3 separate regions of the Homo sapiens genome follow, and regions 2 and 3 are each linked to region 1. A link is a contact called in ENCODE Hi-C data. All regions are on one chromosome and are shown on one strand. The core of a region is the stretch at or near the end of the contact, and the rest is flanking DNA. Distances in the headings are between cores, read along the strand shown.

Region 1 (3,727 bases), core at 743-3,242:
ATTAAAACTTCCAATTGCTTTCCTATTTCTTTCGACTCATGCTTGAAGCGATCTTATGTGACATCTCTAAAGTTTACAAATACAACGGCAATTGCGAACACATCCAACAACCAGAACAATCTACCGGAGGGATAAATCCAAAAATCTAATATAGGACCAGACCCAAACTACCACAATACCAGTCTATTATTAATCAGCGAAACAAATGGAGCCCTTGAAAACTAACAGTCACTAGCGGATTATTTTAAATTAGGCTTAAGGGAGTACAACACAACAATCATGCCTGTAACACGAAAACTAAAGTGTCTACGTGCCAAAACGGTCGATAGGACTACAAACAGCCTTTTTAAGCTTCCCTCTTGTCGGGACTAGGAGTTGACAAGCGGCCTCTACTAGAAGGTTGGCTAGACAGCAAAGAGCCAACAAGCGAGGCACATTTATGCCTCCCATTCTCCCATACCGTTGGTCGACTTATTGCTCTCCTAACGACAACTGAAACGACATCCTTCCGGCCCAGCACGCAATTTCTGAGGTGTGGTGGGAGAAGAGTTGGATAAGAAAGTTTAAGCAAAAACAGCAGGGCTTATCTGTAAGAATAACGTTGCCGCTTGCCGTTCACCCTTCGGGTCCTGCAGTCACTAGTCCCCAGGCCTCAAAAATCCGCTAAGTATGTGCTCCACTGGCCGAGCGCCAACGCGCCCTCCCCTCCCCGCCTCCCGGCACCGAGATCAAAAACAGCCGGGTAACAGGACGGGAAAAAGCGAAAGTCGACAGCAGAAGCACCGCACCTCTCCTCACCCGGATCCGACAGGAAATGGCGGCCCGCGTAATGGCGACTACGTGCTACTAGGCGGAGCCGAGCGCCGACCCCCTCCCCCACCCACCACGCGGTCCCGAGGTCTCATCCCCCGCATCCTCCCCCCACTGCCCGAGACAAAGCCATCGAGGCAGCCCTGACCGTTCCATCCCCGCCGCTCCAGCTCCGACCCCGGGCCGGGAGACCCAAGGTGAGGCGGGGCTCACACAAAGAGAGCGGCGGCGCGACCTTCTCCCCGCACCGGCCTCCTTTCCTCCACGAGGTCCCTAGTTCCCAGTGCCACATAGCTCCAGCTCATCCTAGAGGCACATGCCTCACGAATCCCCAAGTCTCTAGGACCACAACGCGGACTGCGGATACACGCTCAGGGAAATGGCGGAGGTGGGGGAGGGGACACCGGGCAACGTTCCCACTCGGAGAAGCGGCCAAACACCAAAGCGGCTCCCAGGACGCCTCCCTCAAGCGGAAAAACTGGGCTCCGACCCTCACCTCCACGAGCCGCTCCCCCAACCCGGCTCCTCACCGCGCGAGACTGCCGTCCCTCCGCTGCCGCGCCGCCTCAGCCGGTCGGAGCTAGACAGAAAACGAGCGCAGGCTCCCCTCCCCCGCCTTCTCGCGTCCTCCCCGCCGTCGCGCCCTATTGGCTGCCAGGGCTTCAGCGATGGTGCGAGGGCGAAGCGATTGGCCCGAGGCCACGTCAATCAAGGCGACGGAGGAGGCGACAACCCCGCCTCCCGCCAGCGCCTCCCTTCGGGCTGGGAGGCCACTAAGGGCTCGAGAAAACCCGGGCTTGGGAAAAGTAAACGCAGCCTTTCAGGGAGCCCCAACCCTTACCCGAATCAGCAATACCCAAGCTCCAATAACTCCAATTACCTATAGGCCGCGAACAAGTGGGACACAGGCAAGACGTCGAGGTCGGTGCAGCAGAGAAACAGAGGATAATGGCGTCTGCAGTGCTGTCGCCTGGAGCGCCCTCCTCCTTTCTCGTTCGCGCACTCACTAGCTGGGGGGAGGGGCGGCTAGGGGGCGAACCTCTCGCGAGATCTAACAACTGCCTAGTTCACGCGCACAGGGAGGGGGCGGGGAAGGGGCGTTTTCCAGCCCCGAAGGAGTCCTTTGGGGTTGGAGGAGGGGCGCGAGCGCGCGGCAAATCGGGCGGGAAGAGGTAAAAAAGGAACTGGGAGCGCGCCGCGGCGGTTCCTGTCCTTACAGTTGCGCTGCCCAGGGACCGATGTTGCGCGAGGAAAATGCGGGACGCCCAGGTCGGTGCTCGGCCCAGACTTATGCCCGTGTTTTCACAGCCCACACTCGTGCCCGAAGCCCCTTACCCCGCCCCGGGCTGTGGTCTGTGGGCTGTGGGACGAGCTGCGGCGCGGTAAGTGCGGGCCGTCTGCGTCCGCTGGGCCGGGCCCACGCTTCGGAAACCCGTTGTTTGTAATGGTCCGGGGCGCCCGTCAGTCAAGGCCGGGCCCGGGGGCGCAGCTGGCGGTTCTCGGCCTGCCTTGCGCCGGGGCGGGAGCCGGGGAAACGCGGGGCGAGCCTGGGAGTACTGGAGAACTTCTCGCCGAGAGGGCACAGGCGGTTTCACAGGGCTCTCGGTTCTGAGACTTTCCTCTTGGGTAATGGGACCTGAGATGGAAGTATTTTGTAGTGTCGTCGCTGTAGTTTATTCCGATAAAATTTTTAGGCAATATGTATTGCCCTTGTCTCCTAAAATGAATGCGTATCGCTGAATACGTTGCAGACCTCCACGTTCCATTCAAAGCGCCTGCCTTGTGGCAGTGATGAAAACAGACAAAAACCCTTGCCCTCAAACGTGCTCCTGTTCTAGCGGGTTCAGCGCACACTTGCATTGTATTCGGTTCCTTACTTTTAAGGCTCCTGTGCCAAGCTTTCATGACTTCCTTTGTTAAGGCACATAAGGTCACTTTCAATCGGTGACAGCCCTGGGAAATCTCCAGCCCTGGTAGTACCCGCTTTCCACATCCTTACTCGTCAACCTTCCAGCCTCCGCCCACAATCCCAAACTCATTTTGAAGCATAAAGGTGTCATAATCTGCACATAAAGCGAAATCCACCATTGGCCGAATACATGCATATATTTTAGTGTTGATGAATTTGTGCTGATTCATTCCTGTTATAATGTTTCCTTCTTGGGTAATTTGCAAAACATATATACCAGCATTCTTTTAAATGGCCATGATTGCATCCACCCAGCATCTTTTACTTGACTGATTAGAGGAAAACTCTTGTTAGGGCGCACTGAGGATTTCATGACAAACACCAGTATTTACATTCTGGGAGGATACGTTAACACATGCTGTTAGAACATAATGTCCGGGATTGTGGAATTTATAAAAGTTCTCTTTAAGTGATAATATAATTTTTTAAATGGTCCCCACCATGAAGAGTGTATAGTCTTGTTGGGTAGGTAAAACTTAACTCGCATTTCAGTTCTAAAACACAAAGTTCAGAATTTTATTAAATATTCAAAACTGATGAGTTTATGTAGGGGCTTAGGATACTTGGATTATAGAGATTTAATCCGCCAGTTAGTATTTGCAACATTTAATTGAGTTTGTCATTTAAAACCTGAGACATGTCACTGACACTAATATGCACAAATAGCGGTACGGTAATGATGATGCTGTGCTTTCTTTCAAATTAGGATTTATGTTGCAGTCATCATTTTCTTGATAAGGAATGATGAGTGGGAATCACAAGTAAGCAGCCCTATATAAGAACCTCTTCCGGCCGGGCACGGTGGCTCACGCCTGTAATCCCAGCACTTTGGGAGGCCGAGGCGGGCGGACCACAAGGTCAGGAGATCGAGACCATCCTGGCTAACATTGTGAAACCCCGTCTCTACTAAAAAGACAAAAAAAAAAATTAGCCGGGTGTGGTTGCAGG
Region 2 (3,727 bases), core at 1-2,500, 8.9 Mb before region 1:
GTTTTTTCTTTCCCCAAATATACAATTAATTTACAATATTGACTGTTATTTTGAACTTATGCCATTGGCTTCCTTGTGTGCTCCAGTTCTTTCCTCCCACCGAAGATTCAATCCGATAGATCAGGGGTAGGAAAACTTTTTCTGTAAAGTGCCAGACAGGAAATGCTTTGGGCTTTGCCAGCTGCTACTCAACCCTGCTGGGTAATGCGAAAGCGGCCACAGAAAACACAGATGCAAATGAGCGTGACCGTGTTCCAGTAAAATTTTACGGACACTGAAATCGTAATTTCATGTAATTTTCACGTGTCACAAAGTATTATATTTCTTTTTATTTCTTTTCAGTCATTAAAAAAAGTAAAAAAAAAAAAAATTCTTAGCAGGCCTTACAGTAACAGGCAGCAGGCGGGCAGTAGGTCATCACCCCAACGCTAGAGGAATGAGACCATATCGATCCGCGAGGATCAAGTCCTGATCCTGTCCCTGGCGACTTCTCCAGGCTGCGCGGTCTCTTGGAGGCAGCGTTCCCATTTTCAGGATTATTCCGGGGCGCTAGAGCACCACGCCACCATGAGTACACGTCCTCCTCGGCAGGCCACCTATCAGCTCTGTGAGGGTGGCAAGAGTCCAGGCAAGGCTTTCAGGGCGCAACCAAGTCCCGGGCTCCAGCACAGAAACCCTCTGGAAACACCTCCAGGCCCCAGCAAGGCGGCGCGGCGCGGCAGGGGCGAGCAGGTACGCACTCACCTGGCGCCAGTTCGAGTCCTCCCAAACACAGCGGCAGAGGCGACAGCCAAGCGCGCGCCTGTACCCAGTGCGCCGCTACCCGCAGCTCGCTCCCCGAGAGGCCCACAGCCCCTTTCCCCACGCTCCTCCTGGGTTAGAGGGATGCCAGGTAGGGGCGGTCACCAGAGGCCCCTTTTCTCTACTCTCGGCGCCGGGTTCCAGCCCCCGTTGGGGCGGGGCGGGGCGGGGCGGGGCTCCGGCTAGCTTGGCCTCTTCCGCGCGCCCCTGCGCAGCTCCGGCCCTTCCCTATCGGGAGCGCGCGCGGCCCGCGGCACTGCACTGGCGCACGCCCGCTTCGCCCTCGCTCGGCTCCGGCTGGTTCCGCCGCCGTGCGCGCCGCCCGCGCTCCTGCTGCGGCGAAGCTGCCAGCCCGGGAGCCAATTAGCGCTCGGCTAGGCGGGGTCCACTTCCTCGTCGGCCCGGCGCGCGCTCTGGACTGCTCCGGCGGCCGCGGGGCGGGGCGGAGCACTCGGCGGAGCCGCTCTGCCTGCGTCCGCTCTTCCCGCAGCCAAGGGTGGGCGCCGGTCCTAGGAGGCGCACGGTTGTAAGCCAGACAAAAAGAACTGGGGTGCCCGGAGTGCCAGGTGGCGGGCAAGCGGTGGGCTTTTCGGCGGGGTCTTTAGGATTTGCAGCTCCAGGAAGCGAGATGTCGAAGCCGCCACCCAAACCAGTCAAACCAGGTGAGGGAGGTAAGGTAGGCGCTTGCCAGGTCCTGCGACCGCCGCGGTGCCGGCGCCTCCTCTGCAGCTTGGCAGGGAGGACCCGGCGCGCACCCGGCCCCGAGCCTGGCTTCCGAGATCGGCCCCACCGGGATGGGCGCTCTTAGTTTTGCGTTCGCTGTTACGGAGGAGGGATCGATTTTGATAGCAAGAGGATTTCGAGGATTAATATATATATATATATTTAAAGGGGAGTAGCCCTCACTTTTGCTACGTTGTCATTCGCTGAAACTTTCAGAGGGTGTGATGGCAACGTCCCATGGAAGTTTTCCGGAAAGACAGGGCCATTGATCTCCCTTTAAAAAATGTCATGAAATGATCTTTAGCCACTTCCTCTTTTCTCAGTGTTTGTCACTGTCAAGTTAGGGTTCCTGACCGGCCAGAGCGAACGGGAAGTGCAATCCCTGCAGGGTGGGGTGGGCGAGCGAGCCTCCCTCGGGACTTAAGCGTGGAGCAGCGTTTGAAATTGACCTCGGGATCTTGGGAAGAGCGTTTAGAAAAAAACCCTATACTCGCGCTCCTGGTGGAAAGAATCTAGGATGCGGCAGTGATCTCAGCTGTTGCTATTTGGAAGTGTCATTTTATCATCTCCTTTGCCTTTGCTCTCCCAAAGACGTTGGCGTGCTAAACCTGAGAGGGCTGAGATTACTAAATTCCTCAAAGCAGTTTTCTGGGCGGATTGTCCTTGTTCATTTTTGCTCTGTTCTTAGAATATTTTCTGTGATATGCAGAAATAAGATAATTGTAAAAGAAACTGACGTATTTTAATTAAAAGTTGTAACATACTGTTCCGCTCATTCATTTGGGTAGGTAATTAGAAAGGACTGACGTATTTCAATACTTTAACAACTCTTACGTGCATTCATTTGGGTAGGTAATTAAGGGAAATACAGGAAATGGAAGATAAATGGCTCCGATGTATTCTTGGGTTTTTTCTTCCCATAGTGTAATTTCGGTATAGCGAAATGCTGAAATTTAATCCATTTACGTCAAATTTTGAAGTAACTTTCTTTGCAAGAGATGAGTTTCAGTGATTACTTTTTTCCTTGATTTTCCTAAACTCTATAGCTTTCATACTTATCTAGTTTTGTTTCTTTGCGTTCCTGCAGTTGGAGTATGAAGTCCCTTTATTTGATAATCATGTACGTACGTATGTGGAATAGTGCTTCACTGAGGACTGACATCTTGGTGGGCTGAGTGTGAAGGAAGTTGCTGAGACTGGCTCTGCCCTGGGCAAAGATGGGGCACAGCTAGAGTTGGGTTCTGCATTGCATTAGATGTGGAATCTGATGAGAAATTTCCATTTTAAGTGCATATGTATGAGGTAGCTTTCTAAACTCAGGTGCAAATCAGGACCTTAAGTATCTAACAGTGCAGAGTTGTTCTTTGATAGCTAAACAATATTTTATTTATCTTATTTTTTTCTGATCACCTGCTGCCAGTTGAAATACGTTAAAGAATGCCCTTTTTAAAAATCTCTTCATGCGTATTAAATGCTGTCTATATTGCAAATGGAGGGACATTGACAGGTGTGTGTGTGTGTGTGTGTGTGTGTGTGTGTGTGTACACAGTAATGTATACATGTGGGTTCATTCACACTTGGGGGTTTAAGGGTCATCCTGTTACTAATTGTGGATACATTCCCAGGAACCTCCTTTCTCCTTCACATCAGAAAGCTTATGGTTAAACATGACAGGTGTTTAGAGGGAACTTTGCATTTTATTTTATTTTAATTTGTTTTATCTGGTCCTTGATTCAGGATAAAGGGAATTTTGAATCAACATTAATTTACAAATGAGATCCAGACACAAAGTTACCATAGAAATGGGTTTGCCAGTTTAGTAATTTACAGTGAGAAACATTACTGCCAATCAGAGTTGAAACTTTGTGTGGGCTAGCTTAGTTGAAGAAAAAAAAAAAGCGATGGCCAGGAGCAGTGGGCCATGCCTGTAATCCTAGCACTTTATGAGGCTGAGGTGGGAGGATTGCTTGAGGCTAGGAGTTTGAGACTAGCCTGGGCAACATAGCAAGACCCCGTCTCAACAGAGTACAAAAAACAAAAACAGAAATGTCCTATCGTAGTACTGTCCCACATTTACTGTGTGTTAGGCAATGGTATAGTCACTTTACACGTGTTAACACATTTGCTGCTCTCAACAATCTTATGAGATCAGTACCATTATATTGTTCCTGTTGCACAGATGGGGAAATAAAGATGCGCAGAA
Region 3 (3,727 bases), core at 726-3,225, 8.7 Mb after region 1:
TACTCGGGAGGCTGAGGCAGGAAAATCGCTTGAACCTGGGAGGCGGAGGTTGCAGTGAGCCGAGATCGCGCCACTGCACTCCAGCCTGGGCAACAGAGTGAGACCCCGTTTCTAAATAAATAAATAAATAAAAATAAACAATCATTACAATCAGAGCTGTGCAACAGGGTAGGGCCAGGCTGCCCTGGAGATGCCTACTCAGGGAAGGGGGTGGACACATACTTGTCTGGAACGTGCAGAGAGATCCAAGTGCCAGAGGCAACTGCGTCAAAGCCTCTGCTCTTTCAACATGGGTGTCCTTTTGCTCCAAGCCTGAAACTTGCTGCTTCATCTGCCACTACTTTTGAAATTTAATGTATCAGCCCTCACTAAAGAAAAGTCTTAGGTTTACCTAAAATGCAGAGATACATCTAATCTTACCAAGGAATTGGAAGATTAGTATTTGTTTTGGGAAAGGATTCAGGGGATCAGCACAGTAACCCAACAACAAAAGGACTCACGCAGAAACATCCCTCACTTTGCCAATAGTGGACTACACAAGAGAAGGACAGCTTTAGGTTAGCCTGGTCCATTATTAATTCACCTAAAGATCTTGAGCAAAGCTTGTAGTCTCTGTTCTTTAGTTCCCTGTGCTAATGAGCAACAAAATCCAAAGGCACAACCTAGGGGCTACCTGGGTGTTTGCAGCTTACACTACAGCTGACCAATGCACCCAGCATAGGAACAACAGAAGCAAGGCAGGACTCCACTGCCTACATCATCCCTGACAAGCTGTTCGACTCGGGCAATGCCCTTAACCTCTCTGATTTTCACTTTATTTATCTGTCCAAGGGATGACAATTATCACTTGCTAAGCATAACTTGATGGGTTCCTGCGTAACTGGTCTTTGCAACAATCCCACAAAGTGAATTCTACTACTAGTTCCACTTCACAAATGTAGACACTGAGATTCCTGTGCCTTTAACACCCATGCTCTAACTCCTCCCTACATGACACCTATCCTCGCCTCCCTCACCCCCCTCCCCCGTTCCAGCCGGCCACATTCCTGCGTGGTTGTACCAGACAGCAAAAGGTCAGAGAGATCTGGGCCCTCACAGAAACCCACACGCTTCACTCTTGGGATTCACCTTTGCGAGATCTTACTGCAGTTTCTAAAACTTTCACCCTCGTTGAATTCAGGTGAAAGCCTTCAAATTCTAAAAGGTTGAGAAGAGGACCTGTGGACAACATCCCCTTACTATTAACAGCACAGCAATTCCGTAGTCTCACGAGGCTGAACTCTTTTGGTGCTGAGAGTAACAGCACTGTGGGCACTCTGCTTCTTCCTCCAGTGCTGGCCGGGCCCTCCGTCCCAACCAAGCCTCCACCCCACTGCGGCCTGGCAGTCCGGCGGGCATCCAGGCGGGAGGCGGCACCGCGTGAGGCTGAGCGCGGCACCGACGGGGCGGGGAGGGGGATGTGGAACTGACTCTGACGGGGAACGGGAATACTGAGGGGACGACAGACCGGCCAGGAGAAGGATCTGGGGCAATGGGAGACTGACCCAGTAGAGAGGGGATACTGGGGTGATGAGGAACCCAAGCGGTAGGGGGGGATGCTGGAGGGTGGGGGAATTCCGGAGACCGGCCGGGGAGGAGGAAGGTACTGGGGGGACGTGGAACCGACCCTGTTGAGGAAACGGATAATGGGGGCGGGGTGATACCGGCCGTCGGAGTGAGGTACCGGACCTGCGCCGCACGTCCACCGCTCACCTGCGCGTGGGCCACCACCAGGCTCTTATTGCCCTCTCCGTGGTACCCCCATTCATTCTCGTCCATCTTCCCCTCTTCCATGCCCAGGCGCAGCCCTGGCGCCTCGCGGGCTAGGACTCGGGGACGCGAGCTGGGGGCCGCCCGCCTCGCTGGGAACCAGCCGCTGCGGTCGGGGGAGGAGCGCCTGTCAGCTGCCGCCCCCGCTCGACCCCGCCGCGGCGACTAGCAAGCTGTGGCCGCCGGAAGCCACGCCCCCGGCGCCTGCCATGACGGAGTCGGGCAATTCCGGGTTCGTGACACTTTCCTCACACCGATCGCGACGGTGGATGGGCCGGCGGCCATCTTAGGTACTGGTAGAGCGACTCATTTCCGGAACGCGGTCTTGGGAGCCGGAAGAGAAGCTTCCGGCCTCGGCGCCGGATGTGTAGCTGGCGGAAGGAGCCGGCGGCTTTTCGGCGCCCGGTAGTGACCGGCAGTCCCCGGGTAGCCAGGGTGTCTGGGTGTTGGGACCGCTTAGTCGCGAGACCCCAGCAAACCTCTTGGCGTCTCTGAGCCTCAGCTTTTGCTTCTGTAGAATAGGGTGTACTCATCGTACATTTCATGGGAATACCTAACGCAGTCATTTGGATGGTCCTGTGAGGTAGAAAACATTGTCCAACGTTCTACGCGAGGAAATGTGGCTGGGCCACAGGACTGGACTCCCCAGTCCCGCTTTTGCCTGAAGACTTCGAGGGACGCAGTTGGAGCGCAAGGCTCCTGCTTGGCGGTGAGGCAGAGGGCTAACGACCTTCCTTCTCCTAAATTCACTGATGCGGCGGCAAGAATGGCACCGCCTCGTAGAGCTACCGCATTTCCCAAACTCGTAGTCTCAGGACCACTTTATACTCATAAAAATGAGGGCCCCAAGCTTTTGCTAATGTGGGTTACAGCTATCGATGTTACCACATTCTAAGTTAAAATGCTTTAAAGTTTTTTGTTGTTTCGTTTAAAAGTAAACAGCCGGGCGCGGTAGCTCACGCCTGTAATCCCAGCACTTTGGGAGGCTGAGGCGGGCGTATCACCTGAGGTCAGGAGTTTGAGACCAGCCTGGCCAACATGGTGAAACCCTGTCTCTACTAAAAATACAAAAATGAGCCAGGTATGGTGGCGCAGGCCTGTAATCCCAGCTACTCCGGAGGCTGAGGCAAGAGAATCATTTGAACCCAGGAGGCGGAGGTTGCGGTAAGCCAAGATCGCGCCATTGCACTCCAGCGTGGACGACAGAGTGAGACTCCATCTCAAAAAAAAAAAAAAAAAAAAAAGTAAACATTACATTCCACGCCCACCACCAAAATAAAGGAGTGGTATTGTTTTACACTTTTGCAAATCTTTTTAAAATCTGACCTAATAGGTTCTCACATGTGCTTCGGCATTCGGTCTGCTGCAATATATTGCATTGGTTGACATACACATTGTGAAGAACATCTGCAGTTATGTAGTTCACAAAGAGAGGACCTGCAGACCCAACTTTGAGAACGGCTGGGCACCTTGCCAGGCCTTGGGAATTGTAGTGAAATCAGGCCAGTGACTCAGGAAAATGAGCTGAAGGCTTTGAGCATCTCTTTCCTCCATTTTAGGCCTCAAAAGGGAGGCTGGGGCAGGGCATGGTGACTCATGCCTGTAATCCCAGCATTCTGGGAGGCCGAGGTGGGCGGATCGCTTGAGCTTAGGAATTCCAAACCAGCCTGGCAACATGGTGAAACCCTGTCTCTACAAAAAATTAGCAGGGTGTGGTATCTGTGCCTGTAGCCCCAGCTACTTGTAGGGCTGAGGGGCTGAGGCGGGAGGATCGCTTGTGCCCGGGAGGTTGAGGCTGCAGTGAGCCGTGATCAAGCCACTGCACTCTAGCCTGGGTGACAAAGCAAGATTCTGTCTCAAAAAAAAAAAGTGGGGGAGGCTGGGTGTGGTGGCTCACGCCTGTAATCCCAGCACTTTG

The links. A loop is a pair of places that touch in the nucleus more often than their neighbours do. Pooled maps may share reads with other maps.
Region 2: a pooled map shows a loop between it and region 1 (7-fold over the local background). The contact joins the promoter of OSTF1 here to the promoter of RMI1 in region 1. A Hi-C loop is called at or near these places in 2 of 50 pooled maps.
Region 3: a pooled map shows a loop between it and region 1 (4-fold over the local background). The contact joins the promoter of IPPK here to the promoter of RMI1 in region 1. A Hi-C loop is called at or near these places in 2 of 50 pooled maps.

The regions. Positions count from the first base shown.
Region 1 is chr9:83,978,813-83,982,539 of GRCh38, forward strand. It overlaps RMI1 (RecQ mediated genome instability 1), which reads left to right and starts at 1,993. Exons shown (of 3, transcript NM_001358291.2): 1 at 1,993-2,079. HNRNPK (heterogeneous nuclear ribonucleoprotein K) reads right to left here and starts at 1,403. Exons shown (of 17, transcript NM_031263.4): 1 at 1,341-1,403. RefSeq lists enhancers at 677-836, 1,657-1,706, 1,666-2,173, 1,747-1,806, 1,937-2,006 and 2 more and silencers at 1,377-1,516, 2,327-2,406.
Region 2 is chr9:75,087,264-75,090,990 of GRCh38, forward strand. OSTF1 (osteoclast stimulating factor 1) reads left to right here and starts at 1,251. Exons shown (of 10, transcript NM_012383.5): 1 at 1,251-1,463. The coding sequence starts at 1,430. It overlaps NMRK1 (nicotinamide riboside kinase 1), which reads right to left and starts at 892. Exons shown (of 9, transcript NM_017881.3): 1 at 745-892. RefSeq lists silencers at 762-1,361, 1,552-1,641.
Region 3 is chr9:92,668,156-92,671,882 of GRCh38, forward strand. It overlaps IPPK (inositol-pentakisphosphate 2-kinase), which reads right to left and starts at 1,976. Exons shown (of 13, transcript NM_022755.6): 1 at 1,753-1,976. The coding sequence starts at 1,833. It overlaps LOC107987095 (a long non-coding RNA gene), which reads left to right and starts at 2,207. Exons shown (of 2, transcript XR_001746837.2): 1 at 2,207-2,518. RefSeq lists enhancers at 1,078-1,247, 1,988-2,437, 2,448-2,497, 3,252-3,546 and a silencer at 1,768-1,947.